2 separate regions of the Homo sapiens genome follow, and region 2 is linked to region 1. Evidence: read pairs that join two places in POLR2A ChIA-PET (ENCODE). Cell type or tissue: endothelial cell of umbilical vein. All regions are shown on one strand. Region 1 has its middle 29 kb from the start of MIR4261. Region 2 has its middle 18 kb from the start of HPCAL1.

Region 1 (2,500 bases):
TCCGATGAAGGTAACCAAAAGAGGCCGGGCACAGTGGCTCATGCCTGGAATCCCAACACTTTGGGAGGTCGAGGCAGCCGGATTGCTTGAGCTCAGGAGTTTGAGAACAGCCTGGGCAACATGGTGAAACCACGTCTCTACAAAATATAAAAAATCAGCTAGGTGTGGTGATGTGCACCTGTGGTCCCAGCTACTCAGGAGGCTAAGGTGGGAGGATGGCTTGAGCCCAAGAGGTTGAGGCTGTAGTGAGCTGTGTTCGGGCAAAAGGAAACCAAAAGAGTAAAGCGGGGTCCCCTCTGTGCGGCAGAATTCAAAACACTTTATTCAAGGAGCAGCAAAGGGTAAAGCCAGCTGAGAATGAGGAACCCCTCGCAGTCGGTGATGGCAGCCAGTGGCAGCCTTCCCCCGTGCGCCTGGCTGCAAAAACTGAGCTTGGTTGAGTAGCCTCACATCCCAGATGGACTGCAGGACCAGGGAGGGGCAGTGGGGGCCCTGGCTTGTAAGTGACGGGGGCACCTCCTGCAGGGCCCTGGCCGCCCAGATAGGAAATGGGTGGTCCCCAGGGTTGGATTCTCTGGCCACACCCACATCCCTCCCCTAGTCCCTGCATCTGTAAGTAGCCCTTAAGTTTCTGTCTCTTCTACCCTGGGATGGCATTCAAACTGTTTAACAACTAACAGGGTTCAAGCAGAGACCAATCCAAACAGATGCCAGCCTGCTCACTTCGCCCGTGAGCACTGAGTGCACCCGAGCCCTGTGTGCTCCTGAATGGATTCATCCCACTTCACTGGCTGGTTCATTGGTCGTTACAGTGACCCTCAGCGTCAAAAATAACAATGATGATAAAATGTATTGAGCACTTACTGCCAGTCCTTGTTCTGAGGCTTCCAAGTGTATTAAGCCGTCCACACACCTAGGCAGAGATGTGGATAGATGATATGATCTCTACTTACAAATAAGAAAACAGGAACAAAGTGGTTTCACACACAGCTGGTGAGGTGGAGCCCAGATGCAGACTCAGGCCAGCTCCATAGCTGGTTCTCTGTCATAACACTCTGCTGCCTCTCTTTAAAATAATGTAAAAAGAATTTGGGAAATACACCCTGGGCTCCATTCAAAAAAGGTTGAAAAATACATACACTATTTAAAAACACTTCTATCCAACACAGCCACACACACACACTCATATGCACACTCACACACACGTTCACTCATGCACACACACATATTCACACTCACACTCATGCACACACACACACACACGCACACATTCACATGCATGCTTTAGCTCGAGGGAAATGAACTCACAGGACTCTAATTTCCTGATGCCATAGGAAGAACAACGGGCATTCCTGTCATCTTTTTCATGGGAAGCTGATTCAGAGAGGCTAAGGGGCATCCCCAACGTCACACAGCCAAGAGGCAAGGCTGAGGTTTGCACTTCCACTACTCTGACTTGGAAGCCCAATGAGGTGCTCAAATTAAAATTAGAAACCTTTTCCTGTTGTCCAGGCAGAAAACCAGGAGAGGGGAGAGAACAGCCACTAGGGCAGGGACAGAGCGCGGCCACTGGGCAGCCGGGGAACCGAGGCTCGCGCCTGGCTGCAGACTTCCCTCTTCAGGCCTTTCTGGCACCATCTGCTGTGGACCCCATAGTTCCCACCCGCCACTGCCCGGGATGAGTGGGCTCCATCTGCTCATTCTGCACAGCACTCATTTTGCAGACCCGGGGAAACTGAGGCCGAGAGGGCCATGTGACTTGCCCAAGATCACACAACCAACCCTCACTGGACTGAGGGGAGTGGCCCTGAGCTTGCTGTCGGACCTGGCCTCTGCTCCCAGCCTGGCTGCCCCACACCCACATGTGGAGCTTGGTGCCCCCTGCAGGTGGTGGGCTTGGCCCCAGCCCCAGAGACAGCTACAGATGCCCCCCCACCCCCCCGCCCGTCTTTTCCCCACTCTGCCCAGCTCTGCCCTTTGGTTCTCCCAGGAACAGGCTGACATTCACCATCAAGCGCTCGCTCCCCCTCTCCCTGCAGCCAAGAGCTAATTGTCCTGATTTCTTTCCAAGAGCAGTCTCTCTGAATAGCCTTCGCAGGCACAATTAAGCAGGTTCAGCTTGACTTTCACACTCCAGTTCTGAAAAAATCAAATCAGCAAGGAAGCAGAGCCTCTTGGAAGTTCTCTGAGAGTGCCTTTGTGCAGGAACAAAGCACACACATAATTACCTGCTTCACTGATGAGCTCAGGGCCCGGGGCCCTGCGTGCAGGAGTGGCCCACTGGCAGCCCCGTGCAGACTCTGTCTACTCTATTCTTGGAAGCAGCCAGCCAGGCTGGGGCTCCTCCTGGGACCTGCAGTGGACGGCCATGCCCCGGGGGTCCCCGCCCCTGCAGGCCATTTGTCTCTACCTAAAGAACCCCTGTCATGGATGGCTGGCACAGGTGGCCCAATGTGAATAGCAAGTGCAATGGCCTTATTGTCAAGATGGAGTGCCTGAG
Region 2 (2,500 bases), 120 kb before region 1:
CCCTCTATGAGGTCCCAGAGGAGGCATCAGCTCAGAGGGGCCAGGGCTGTGTGCCCAGGAGTCAGGAGTAATTGGTTTAGAACCATGGCCTCCCAGCGATGCTTTGGTGGAGTCCCCACCCACGAAGGCCCATCCTTTCCCTCCCCTGCCATCTCAGCATGGTCTAACAGAGGCCGTGCTGCCCGAAAGTGGCCGTGGGCTTGACTGCCCCACTAAGGGCAGAGGCCAGTGACACCCTAACGGTGGCCGGCCCCACCCGTGGAGCCCGGTGCTGCCCAGCCCTTCCTGCCCGGGCCAGGGTCCTGCCTCTGCCTCTCTATTCAGCTCCCAGGCTCTCCTCTTCCTAACCAGGCTGCTCCCTGGAAGGGAGGCCCTCCCAGAGCCTTATAGCTAGGGAAGAATGCAGGAAGTGGGACCCCTCTACAGGGTTTGCTTCCAGGACCTCCACCTCCTGACTTCATGGGAGTGGGAAAAGCCTTGGGCCTCCCCTCCCGCTGCTGCCCCTGGGCCGCCCTCCTCAGCTTCCCTCTGCTGCCCACAGGAGAGGCTGCCTGCCCGAGCCCAAGCGCTCCCTCCTGCTGGAAGGCCCCTCCTGCCTGTCTCCACTTCTCAAACACATTTCTTCCTTCAAAATGCAAATGTGCCCCCTCCCAGTACCCCTCCTCAGCCAGCACCAGCTCCCTGCACACAGCCTGCAGCCCTGCACTTCCAGTTCGGACACTCCTCCCTCACAGCCCTCGAGTGGGCGGGCCACCGGCCTGCACATGCAGTGTGAGAGGCAGGGAGGGTTGGAGGCTGGTGGCCTCCCGACACCCCACGTCCTGGGGAGGGCAGTGCGCTGGCTGGCATGCAGCTGGGCGGACCCAGGGAGGCTGGAAGGCCTGGGGAGCAGAAGTCCTAGCAGTCACCACAGCTGGGCCACCCCGTGCCACTGGCCAGAGACAGCATGACTCAGCACTGGAGACGGGCTTCCTGCCCAGAGGGGCTGCCACTTCTGCCAGCCAGATCATGTGACTTCTCGGGGCCTGGGGTTGTGCTTCTGAGAGGCCATCGCTGGGCCGTGGTCTGGACCTGCAGGCTTGGGCTCCCAGTACACCAGCTGCAGAGCCTTCGCCAGGCTCCAGAACTCTCTGAAGCTGGGTTTCCTCATCTCTGAGAAGAAGGGCTTAGGACTTAGCATTCCTCCTGAAGCTGATTCCAGAATTCAACGAAGCCAACTCCTCCCCTGTGTGCCTGGTTCCTTTTCTGCAGGCACCACTGCCTCATGCCTCTGCAGAGTTGCACCTGCCGTCACCCTGCTAGGCAGCCCTTCCTGTTCTAGCCCTGGAGAGTGACTCTTCCCCCGGTCAAACCTCCCATAGGAAGCCTTTCTCCATATCTGCAGGAGGGGCCTTGCTCTCGGAGCACTTTGCACCCCTCCTCCATTATAAACCCCTGCTCTGCAGGGTGACCTCAGGCAAATCACTTACTCCTCTGAATGTGTTTCCAGCTTCACAGGATGAGTTTAATGCCATGGGCTTCATTCGCTTGGTGTTCTGGGGAACTCATTCACACCCCTCAACACCGGCATGAATGAAGCAGTTTCAGTGTGGAGGTGCTTTGATCAGGAGGATGGAAGCTTAGGAAGGTTTGTGCAGTTGGGTCAGGACAGTGATGAAGGTGACAGGCAACCTGTTCCCTGCAGATGTCTTGGGGCACATGCTGGCATGTGTTCCATAGCTTTATTTTCCAAACCCCAAATCAGGACCCCCAGCCTGAGTCTGACCATGGGAGGGGTTTTTATACTTGGAGTTGTCCTGGACAATCTGGGTCCCAGGCTGCTGGAGTAGGGGGTGTCTGCCAGGTATGCAGGCAGCAGGTGGGCAGGGAGTTCTGACCTCAGGCCCTACGGAGGCATCCACTGGCGCAGAGCCCCTCAGAGCCGAGATGGGGCTCAGCCGGCTGTGTGGGTCCATAGCGCCTCCCAGGGAACACAGTGTGGCTTTGTGCTCACCCTGGCATCTGCCTCAGGCTCTGACAAAGCAAACCCATGCACAGACCTCAGCTCCCCGCACCAGGATGGCAGAGGGGCTGGAGCACCAGGAAAGGGAGGGTCTGGATTGGGTGCCCTTCCTCAGGTCTCAGTTCCAGAGGGGTGGGAGTCCAGGGTCTTTCTGAACGGAGGCTCGGATGGCATCTTATAGCTCCAAGTTCCCCCCACCCACAGTGTTGAAGCAGCCCCACTGTTTGCCTTAAAGCCTAGGTCATGGGGCTGGGCCAGAGAAGCACAATCCCACCCTGCCCCAACACACCGAGGCCACTGGGAGTCACCAGGGACCCCAAGCAGCCTGCGGCCAGCACGTCCCTCTGCTAAACCACCCTTGTCTTCACTCAGATGCCACCAAGCAGAGCTGAGAGCAGGCACGTGGCCCTGTTCATCTCTGGATCCCGGCCTGTTGTTAGAGCCCAGACGACAAACCTCTCAGTGATGTGAGATGGGAAAGCAACGCGCAGCCTGGTT

Evidence for each region. Peaks named below come from ENCODE experiments on the same cell type or tissue, not always from the same donor. Only the 100,000 strongest peaks of a DNase experiment are listed, where the experiment ranks them.
Region 2: POLR2A ChIA-PET joins it to region 1 with 16 read pairs; 2 of 35 experiments call an interaction of 5 or more read pairs at or near these places.

Annotation. Positions count from the first base shown.
Region 1 is chr2:10,162,773-10,165,272 of GRCh38, reverse strand. It overlaps a transcript of RRM2 not described here. Among named protein-coding and RNA genes, the nearest start is that of MIR4261, 29 kb to the left of the region's middle. RefSeq lists enhancers at 1,134-1,738, 1,739-2,344. In endothelial cell of umbilical vein, no CTCF peak of the experiment used is centred here; a DNase peak (open chromatin) is centred at 1,382; H3K27ac peaks cover 2,140 bases.
Region 2 is chr2:10,284,148-10,286,647 of GRCh38, reverse strand. No RefSeq gene overlaps it. Among named protein-coding and RNA genes, the nearest start is that of HPCAL1, 18 kb to the left of the region's middle. RefSeq lists enhancers at 342-841, 1,981-2,500. In endothelial cell of umbilical vein, no CTCF peak of the experiment used is centred here; a DNase peak (open chromatin) is centred at 967; H3K27ac peaks cover 1,579 bases.